Regions from separate parts of the Homo sapiens genome. Here region 1 is linked to region 2. The links are chromatin loops, found by intact Hi-C in ENCODE. Cell type or tissue: PC-9. All regions are shown on one strand. Each heading gives the region's core, and the rest is flanking DNA. Links, peaks and the distances in the headings are about the cores only.

Evidence for each region. Peaks named below come from ENCODE experiments on the same cell type or tissue, not always from the same donor. Only the 100,000 strongest peaks of a DNase experiment are listed, where the experiment ranks them.
Region 1: a loop joins it to region 2, with 12 times the contacts of the local background. A loop is called at or near these places in 1 of 110 quality-filtered maps.

Annotation. Positions count from the first base shown.
Region 1 is chr4:23,288,273-23,293,660 of GRCh38, forward strand. All of the region lies in intron 13 of LOC105374524 (a long non-coding RNA gene), which reads left to right. Among named protein-coding and RNA genes, the nearest start is that of PPARGC1A-AS1, 480 kb to the right of the region's middle. In PC-9, for the core only: no CTCF peak of the experiment used is centred there; a DNase peak (open chromatin) is centred at 2,559; H3K4me3 peaks cover 332 bases; H3K27ac peaks cover 2,818 bases.
Region 2 is chr4:23,370,688-23,376,075 of GRCh38, forward strand. All of the region lies in intron 17 of LOC105374524 (a long non-coding RNA gene), which reads left to right. The region is part of intron 2 of LOC105374523 (a long non-coding RNA gene); the gene reads right to left. Among named protein-coding and RNA genes, the nearest start is that of PPARGC1A-AS1, 400 kb to the right of the region's middle. RefSeq lists a silencer at 2,479-2,773. In PC-9, for the core only: no CTCF peak of the experiment used is centred there; a DNase peak (open chromatin) is centred at 2,754.

The sequences.
Region 1 (5,388 bases), core at 166-5,165, 83 kb before region 2:
TGTGTGTTGTTTTGATATTTTAACTTTTTGTAATAGATTTGTGTATACTTTATGGTAGTAAATAACAAAATAAACTATTAATATTTTGCATATATTTTATGCATTTGTAACATATCTACTTTTTAAATATCTCTAGGCTACTCTGCTTATCTGTGAGTTTTTGCCAATTATCACACATCTACAAAAAGTTTTCCAGTATATTTATTGAAAGAAAAATCTACATATAAGTGGACCCATGCAGTTCAAATCCATGTTGTTCGAGTCAACTGTATAAGTCTTGCTTATCCATTTTAAAAAATTATCGACTCATATTTCCTGGGTTTTTATTTTTGAAAATTCTATGGTGAGTAGGCTTAGGGATGGTTTCTATATAAATTAATGCATTTGGTTTTGCTAGGCTTCTGGGGGAATTATCAAACCTGGAACACCATAAACTGTTTTCTCAGCTTGAGGGTTTTTAGCAAAATAGAAAATAAGAATTTAAACTTTTAATAAATTTAGACTGTTTTACATATATACGTATTCACTGAAAACTTTTTCCTTTCCATATGGCAATGGAAAAGATATTACTGTCATCTTTTTTCAGGCAGACATTTTTCCTAGTATACCTTTTCCCTAATCATATAGGCTTTTGACGGTCATGACATTATGCAGAAGTCACTATACCGTGTCCCACTTTGAGCAGGCTCAAGAATCTTTTATTATTTTTTTTTAACCTATGTGATAATTAAAGGTCAAAGCTCTAGATTACTATTCTTGCCTATTGCACCAAGATAGCTTTTAGCTTCTTTGCTCAATTACCGTTCTGGATTTGCTTCTGTTTGGGGTCTTAATTTCTGAAGGATTTCTCATATTTTCTTGTGACATCAATTCTATACTGAGAAGGAGCTTAAAAATGGCTTTTGAGGGCATCTCAAGGAATTCTGTAGCTGGACAATTTGAAAGCAATTAGAATTTCATATCGCTGATCAAGGAAACCAGCGCAATAGCTTCAATTCATTTTTTGCTGTGGAATTCTGGAAGAATATGTAAACAAATAGAACACATGAGTTAAAATTTATTCTGGTGGTTATGGGATTGGAGGGCTTCAGCCTCCACTTGCTCACCACATCATCCCATGTACCAATAGAGAAAGCTAACAGAGTTTGCCAAAGAAGAATGATAGACTCATGAGAAAATGTCCCAAGTTCCCAAAAGAAACTTTGCAAAGAAACTTTGAGAAAAAATTATATGGTTAAGTGTGAGACTACCCATCTTCACTTGCAAATATTGTGGATTTACTGTACTTGTAGACCATCTTATTATGGACCTGAATAGAGAAACAGTGGGTTCGAGTAAATCTTGTCTGCAAGTTTTAAGAAGGAAGCCAATTCCATTTTGGAGAGGCATACCTTACGGGATATCTGTACACTGAGAAAAAAAAAAAGTGCTGTGCAAGGGATTGGGGCACTTTTTCTTTTCCTAAAAGGCATATGGATACCTGATTCCTGCAGTGTCAATAGCTTTCCATCCCAATGAAAGAACAACATGGACATCAAGATTTATCTTCACTTCATACCCATCAAATCAATATAAAAATCTGCTGCTTCCATGGAATGAGAATGAACCAAGTTTTACAGTAATGCCAATAAGATGAGCAAAAGAGAAAATGCTGAGAGTTTTTATTTAGGAGCTCTATCTAAATGGGATGTGCATAAAATATCAAGCATTTAGATGTGCTGAAGTTATAAGGAGATCGTGTTGGTATGAGGAACAAAAAGGGTCTTTTACTCCCAAAGTGACTATTTCATGCATTCTGTATAGTCTAGAGTGAGTCCATCTGTTCAGCACACCATTGCCCATTTTAAATAGCAAAACCAAAGCCACTGAAACCTCTGGGCTCATTTTAAAAATGAGTTAATGAACATCAAAGTGTAAGAGATGGATGATGAAAATGTACAACACTGTAAAAATCCTCCTGGCAAAATGTCCAATAGAGTAAATATAGCTCCTATTGCCTTCCTTCTGTCGGAGCCCTCATCTTTGCTTATGTGGGTTCTTGGTCACTGACACTCGCTAATGTTGCTCCTTGGCTGCTAAAATGGATCCTGCGTCCCGGCATGTCCACCTTCCCACTCTCTCTTTTGTTTTTTCCCTTTAATATATGTTTGTCAATTTAAGCAATAGCTTGGGAGTTTGATTAAAGCAATAGCTAATTCAAAAAGCTTAGATTTAAATATATTTTCTCAAAGGAAATTAAATAATATGGGAAATCCGTCTAATTATAGGAATTTTAAAGATTATAGCAATTTTTTTCTGATAAGCCACATGAATAAGAAGAATGAGCAGATTATAGAACAATTAAATAGATATAATATTTATTTATTTTACTGATGGTATGTATAGTCACTGACTACACATGATTGAGCTAGGAGTGGCCTTAGCTGATAATCATGAGGTCTGTTTTTCTTCATCTTCTTCATTCCTGGAGTTCTAATCTAAAAGTTCTTTGTCATATTCAGCAACATTCTAGACACTACCTTTGTTTTAATCCTCAGGGTGTTATATATCCCTTGTGCTGAACCATTCTGACCATGCGTCTCATCCTAAGCAGCTTGAGTCATTTTCCGTATTCAATGCCTGTGAACACCTGTTTTGACTCCGTGAGGTCTCTCCTTGTTTCCTCTTTTCAGGACCTCTTTTCCCTTGAGGATGACTGGAGTTTTCCTGTCCTGTGTCAACTTAAAAGTAAGCCAGAAAAGCAAACAAATAAGTAAAGCACCCACTGAAAAACAGTTATTTACAGGGTATTATCAAATCCTATCAAAGTATTGTAGCTTCACACTGTCTCTCTCAGTGTTAATTTATTTGTGACATTTATCATTACCTGAACTTGCATATTCATTTGCTTTGTGTATGGTCAGTAAAATCCTGATCCTGATCCTGGTCAGTAAAATCCTGATGAAAACTCCATGCAAGCTGGGATTTTATCTGTTTTCTTCACTTTCAGGAATATCTATGCCCAAAACGGGTCCCATCACAGGGCATGTGATCAAAGATCTTTGTTGAATGAATGAATGGCTGGCAAAATATGGATGTGAGTCAGGAACTCACTTTAAATAATTCCATGAAATATAAGACAGTTGTCAGTGTTGCCGATGGAAGATCCCAAACACTATTCTGGGCAGTTAGAGCAATTTCATTTGGAAGTTAATGAATATACATTTTAAAAAGTGCTGATTTCTGTCACTTTTCTCCAAAAAGTATGCAAATAATTGGACAGAAAATCAAAGGTGACTGCATTTCCTTTAATGCTCCTAGGCTCTGTAGATGTGTTGTATGAAAATCATAAACATGATAAATAGAAAGATTTCTCACCTCTTTTAATTCAGGCTTGAGTAATTGACATTCACACTAAGTCTTTAAGTAGAGGGAGAGATACGTAGGAAAAGGACTGAAAAGTAAAAAAGCAAAAAGTGATTACACACACACAAAAATGACACCTTTTAATCTACACTTTTCACCTATTCTTGCCATGTGAAGGTTTGCAACTGTTTATGTCATGTTGTCTTAAATGTAATGATGATGATAAAGTTAATAATAATTATGGTAACATTTACCTATATGAATTATATTTCACATGTATAAACTTATGCTATGTACTGCATAGATTACAGGAGGTGTAGCACCAGCACACCCTGTAAACCCAATTGTTAGGGCCCTGTCATTTGCTTTCTATTTTAAAGCTTCCTAGTAGAAAAAAGACGTAGGATTCAAGGAACATTAGCGAATAAGATATTTGTAGGTCTTACAACTGTCTAAATTATTATTGATATATTGGCTGTTAATCTTAAAACAATTGTTAAAGAATGATTTGTAAAAATATGAAGACACAACACACAGTTATAATAAACTGAAAGTAAAAGTCTAGATGATTTCACCGAACGTGGGAGGGCATTGGACACAGGAGAGAAATAGAACAGGAAGGTAAGAATTTTGCCTTGGTTTGAGGGAGGTGTTAAATTCATTTTGAATGTGTGTATTAGTTTCCTAGGACAGCCATAATAAATTACCACAAACTGGGTGGTTTCAAACAACCAAAATTTATTCTTTCACAGGGCTAAAGGCCAGAAGTCCAAAATGAAGATGTCAGCACTGTTAGTTCCTTTTGAAGGTTCTGAAGGAGAAACCCATTGCATGCCTCGCTGTTAGTGTTTGTGGCAGCTGTGCAACAGTTTCCTGGTGTTCCTCGTGCTGTAGCTGCATCACTTCAGTCTCTGCCTCTATCTTCATAAGGCCTTCCCCTCTTGGGTGTCTATCTCTACCTATTTTTTTTTTTTTTTTTGAGACGGAGTCTTGCTCTGTTGCCCAGGCTGGAGTGCAGTGGCGCAATCTTGGCTCACTGCAAACCCCACCTCCTGGGTTCAGGCCATTCTCCTGCCTCAGCCTCCCGAGTAGCTGGGACTACAGGCACCTGCTACCACGCCTGGCTAATTTTTTGTATTTTTAGTAGAGACAGGGTTTCACCGTGTTAGCCAGGATGGTCTTGATCTCCTGACCTCGTGATCCTCCCGCCTTGGCCTCCCAAAGTGCTGGGATTACAGGTGTGAGCCACCACGCCCGGCCTCTCTACCTCTTAGAAAGACACCTGTCGTTGGATTTAGAACCCACCCTAATTCAAACTAGTGTCCTCTTGAAATCCTTATGTAAATTATATCTAAAAATACCCTTTTTCCAAATAAGGTCATATTCACAGGTTCTGGGAAGGAGTATGTTTTTGGGTGGTCCCAATTCTACTACTCCAATGTAGTAAACTCTTATAACATTTACAATATGTCAAGCACTAGGTGCTTTATATGTAGGAACTGATGTAATCTTCCCCTATGAACTATGTACTATTTTCCCATTTTACTGATAAGAAAAATTGCCCCAGATAACACACAGGAGGAGTAAGTGGTAGAGTAAGGGTTAGAATCTACAAGTCTAATTCTAAAATTTATGTCTCTAACCGATTTGTTAAGTTTAAGTGCTACAAATGAACTACATACAATAAAGGATGTAAAATCCTTTGTATGCTATCCAAACAACTAGAGGAAATTAAACTGAAACAAAGAGTACTCCATAAATTCTAAAAAAGGCAGAAAAATTCAGAAAGCCAAAAAAGAGCATAGAGAAGAAATCCAAATAAGATGGCTGATATAAATTCAAGTAAAATATGGAAATTCAAAGAAAACCAAACAATAATTTAAAACAAATTTCTACAATATGCTTTTTAAGAAATGAGATAGAGGTATGACAGTCTCATTTTAACGAAAGTAAGGAGTTACAATATTTTTTATAGACTGACCAGAGAATATTTAAAAATGTTCATCACACCATGTGATTCCCAGGTTCAGAGCCATGTAATGG
Region 2 (5,388 bases), core at 264-5,263:
GGAGGAGGGTTGCATAGTGAGTGGGAGGTGGGTAGCAGTGTACTGAAGACAACAGTGAGCTCCTGCGTGATATATCCAGATCACCCACTGCTCACACCTTGAAACATTTATCTCTAGGTCCCTGTCAAAAAGACATAAGGCAAAAAGACTAATCACAATGACTACTAGTTATTGAGCATGTGCTCTGTGCATAGAGCAGGTCTCTTGCTAGCATGCTCCTTTAAGGAAGCAGAAGTGATTTACTATGAAGCTATAAAGCTTACACTTCAGGGCCCTCACTTGCATAGGCCCCACTCATGGTCCTGAGAGGGGGCCCTAGAAATGTGTTCATTCAGTCACGTATTTTATAAAACTTACAAAGAAGAATATTTTTTAATTATCTTTCAGGAATATTTAATCTCTGGGTACCACAAATCCTGTTCAACCTCGGACTTTGGGGAGGTAGGTGATGGCGGTGGTTCTGGTATTGATGCTGCTGCTCACCAGCTGCAGTATCTTAGACACAGAATATTCTCTCTGAGCCTTATTGATCTCATCTGTAAAATGGGGTTATCTACCTTAGCCAACTTAATAGTGACTCAAAGGATCAAAGTCCATTCTAGTGAATGAGGAACTCCAAGAAGTATAACACACTGTTTTATTTCAGGGTTTTAGAGACAGTCAATATCCATGCAAAGAAATGTTTAGTTTAAAATGCAAAATATTATCTTCCAATGGAGTTACTAATATATATGCAAAGACCCAGTCATCTGTGCCTTTGCGTGGGCCAGAGTCTAGCTCTGGAATACAACAGTTACTGACAAAAAGGTCTCTAATGCTTATTTACCTAAAAGCAACAAGATCCCATTCCCCTCCTCCATCACAAATGGTCAACTTCCCCACATCAAAGACTATTTCACCAACCTCTCTGTGTCCCAGAGGGAGTACACCCAGAAAAAATTAGAAATGGAACTGTCTGCTCCATTAGCAATGCACAAATTTTTTATGGCCCAGGACCACTCCGGAAAGAATTGCTTATGACGCGATTCTCAAGTCATCAAAGCCCTTCCCACATGTGTAGTGAGGTCAATGCTGATGTCTCAGCCTTGCTCAGGAGAGTGCAAATCAGTTGCTCTTCTCCATTGTGGTGCTTTAAGGATGCGGGAACACTTTGAAAGGAATGCCTTCCTCCCAGCATAAACCTCCTTCGTTTACAAGGTGTTTTAGATGGCCCAGATCCCCAATGGATTTCTTTCTCCTGACTATGGAATACCTGTCCTTGAAGGTAAAGTTCAGGTGCCTAACTGATAAATACTTATTTTTCCTTGGCTTCTGCCTTTTCTTTCAGAATGGCCTCCAGGCCTCCCCTGTTAGAACCCCAAGGATGTCTCTGCTGAGACAAGGGGATGAGGAGAGCACAAAGAAATAAGTGGTAGATAAGAAAGAAATAAAGCAAATCGGATGGTTGCCGGGTCTGTGTGGATAGAAGTAGACATGGGAGACTTTTCATTTTGTTCTGTACTAAGAAAAATTCTTCTGCCTTGGGATCCTGTTGATCTGTGACCTTATCCCCAACCCTGTGCTCTCTGAAACATGTGCTGTGTCCACTCAGGGTTAAATGGATTAAGGGCGGTGCAAGATGTGCTTTGTTAAACAGATGCTTGAAGGCAGCATGCTGGTTAAGAGTCATCACCACTCCCTAATCTTAAGTACCCAGGGACACAAACACTGCGGAAGGCCGCAGGGTCCTCTGCCTAGGAAAACCAGAGACCTTTGTTCACTTGTTTATCTGCTGACCTTCCCTCCACTATTGTCCTATGACCCTGCCAAATCCCCCTCTGCGAGAAACACCCAAGAATGATCAATAAAAATAAAAAATAAAAAAGAAAAAAAAAAAAAAGAAAGAAATAAAGCATAAAATCCAAGATGCACTGAGTTCCTATAATGCAGCAGATACTTCATACATATCATCTTATTTAATCCTTTCTAGCAGACTTAGGGGAAGGGCTTATAATATTCATTTTGCAGAAGAGAAATCTGAGTGTCAAAGAAACTTTCCCAAAGTCAACAACTAATGAGAGAGAAAGTCAACATTAGACTCCATACTTCCAGAATCCAAAGCTCTTGAACTATTTCCCCCAAATTGCCATCTCCTTTAAAAAAAGGAATAAAAAATATATATATATATATATTTTTTTTTTCTTGCCCTCAAGATTACAAACTGGGCCGGGCATGGTGGCTCACGCCTGTAATCCCAGCACTTTGGGAGGCTGAGGCAGGCGGATCACCTGAGATCAGGAATTTGAAACCAGCCTGGCCAACATGGGGAAACCCCATCTCTACTAAAAATACAGAAATTAGCCGGGCATGGTGACGCTAGCCTGTAATCTGGTAATACTAGCTACTTGGGAGGCTGAGGCAGGAGAATCACTTGAACCCAGGAGGTGGAGGTTGTGGTGAGCCAAGATCACACTGCTGCACTCCAGCCTGTGTGACAAAGCAAGACTCTAACACTCTGTCTCAAAAAAAGAAAGAAAAAGAAAAGAAAAAAAAAGAAAGAAAAAATTGCAAACTGGCTTACACCAAGTGGAATGCAATCAGATTCCATGGCCACTTCTGCATTTGTTTTTAATTCCATGTAATCACCATGGCTGCAGCTTTTAATCTCCTGAATGGCCATAGCATACATTGCTGGTTCCATGCCAATCCCCAGAGCCCAGGCACCACTGAATGCAGGTAAGTGACTCACATGCTTTGAAAAGTTCCTTGACTCACCCTGTCAGTGACTATAGTCAGGGTTCCTTATCAACAAGTCCCGCCCCTTCTTGATAGGGGAGGACCTCTCAGCAGCACGAGTTGCCACTTCATCCTTCACACAAAGCTGTGGTTGTGTGGCTCCACAGCCCCCTTGTCAGTAATGAAATGGCCATGTGTGCAGTACTGTGAAGGGCCACAGATAGTTGCCAGGCATGCCAGCTGCAATGGAGTGTTTTGAGACATTGGAGTTTATGAGTAATGATCTAGGAGAGCATAGTTATTTTTTCTGAAGTGGGCCACAGTGAGTTCATTCTGGTTTAAGGGGCAGTGTCAGCCTGTGAGTAGTGTGCCGTTGGGGAATGCTAAGTGAATATTTTATGGTTACCGATACAAAATGGATGTTTTCCCTCTGCTTTTATTCACCCATCCATTCGTGTAATAAATATTTATCAAGCAACAATTATAATCCATGTACTACACTAGGAACATGGAAAACAAAGATGAATAAAGTATAAACTGTGCTCTCTGTAACTTAAGAGTTCAGATAGGAAGGTGTGCTTGTAAACAGAGGCATTTGGTAAAGTGTTCTGTCTATTACAGCCCCAGCATATGCAGGGCTTAAAGGAGAATGTGCTCAATAGGATCTGGGAAGGAGACAGAGAAGAGTATTCAGAAATACTTCATAGGGGAGAGCTTCCTTGCAAGAAAGCATTTTCAGCAGGAAAATAAGAGCTGTTGAATTAGATCAGTATGAAATTAAATCCTAGTTCTATTGACATTGAGCTATGTAATCATGACCTTGATTTTACCTTTCTGAGTCTCATCTGTACAGTGAGGATGACCCTACCCATGCCTACCGCAGAGACTTGTGAACATTGAATGAGATTCATGTTGGGCAATTCAAAGAGAGTTTTTAATAGTTGTGCATAATTCAGTACTTTTCCAGGGACACAGTCCCTCTGGGTAAGAGGGATGATTTTCCCAGTCATGCTGTCTGAACTTTGGCATGTGAATGTTTCCTTTTACCAATCTAAGATGTGCCAAGAGCAGGGCACCGTGACCTTAAAGATTAGGAATGTGAGCTGACAAATCAAAGAATTCAGTGACACCCAGGTACACGTGGTGGATAGTGATCACCACTGTTCCCTTGAGGAATGACGATTTACTTTACAACAAAAAGGAATGTGTTAGCCATTACTTCATGCTGTCCTTCTGAACTGTGAGAGTGTCAGGTATTCATATGTGGAAACCTGAACAAGAGATAAACAAATGTGACTTAATTTGCAATCTTTGTCTTTTTAGACTAGTCAATTATATATTGACCGTAATGCCTTTTCAGACTTATAAATTATATATTTTCTGTTACATTTGGAAAGTTAAGTCCATGTAATAGACTTATCAACTACTCAATGAAATAAAGCAGTGATTATTATTCCTGCATCAGCCAAGGTTCTATATTGCAAGCAACAAAATCTGACTCTGGCTTACTAAGAAAGAGAGTTTATTGAAAATATATTGAGTAGCCCACAGAATCATTAGGCGTGCTGGGGAACCAGAGTAACTGCTAATCTTTCAGGAGCTGATCTGATAAGAAAAGCAAGAAAACTGTGGACCCCACCATTGAACATTAGATGCCAATGCTCTATTCTTGGAAACTTGTCATTTCTGAGGAACTTGGCCTTATTGCTGTATTAGAGAAGAAGGAGCTCTCAGGCCCTTCCTTTCTCCATCACTAGGTCTTTGAGGCCTCTGATTGGTGGTGCACTGGCTATAAGAGAAGGTGGATGAGTTTATTCTTTTATTTTGAGAAAACAGAATCTAAGGCCAGGCATGGTGGCTCATGCCTGTAATCCCAGCACTTTGGGAGGCCGAGGTGGGTGGATCACCTGAGGTCAGGAGTTCAAGACGAGCCTGGCCAACATGGCAAAACCGTGTCTCTACTAAAAATACAAAAATTAGCCAGGCATGGTGGCAAGTGCCTATAATCCCAGCAACTCAGGAGGCTGAGGCAGGAGAATCTCTTGAACCCACGTGGTGGAGGTTGCAGTGAGCCGAGATCACTCCATTGCACTCCGTCCTGGGCAACAGAGCAAGACTCTGTCTCAAAGGAAAAAAAAAAAGAAAAGAAAATAGAATCTATAATATAAGGAACTCCAAACTTAGAGTGTTGAAAAAGATGTTGTAGATCCACAAACAAGACAGGCATCCACTGTAATAGTTAATTGTTATTATCATCATGATTATTACTGCCCCTAGTGATCCAATAAACATTTATTGAAGCACAAGCAAGTGTGAGGTATCCTCTAGAAGAAAAATTAGTAATAAAGGCCCTCAACCAGCTCTCACCTGGGAATAATAAGGCATGTACCTCAAATTTTAAAAAAAACTTATTCTAAGTCATTGAAAAAGGAAATTTGATGTAGACTTGAGTATTGCAAAGGGCTTCGTGTAGCCACTTAGAAAAACTTGAGTCTCGAGGTACCTGTGTAATTTGGTTACCAGGACTCTTTCTCCATCCCAGAAGTTAGAGCAGGGGTTCTCAAAGTTTCACACACATCAGAATCACCAGGAAGACTCGCTAAAACAGATTGGTAGACATCACCCACAGAGTTAGTGAAGAGGGACAAGAATTAAAATCTTCATCAAGTTCTG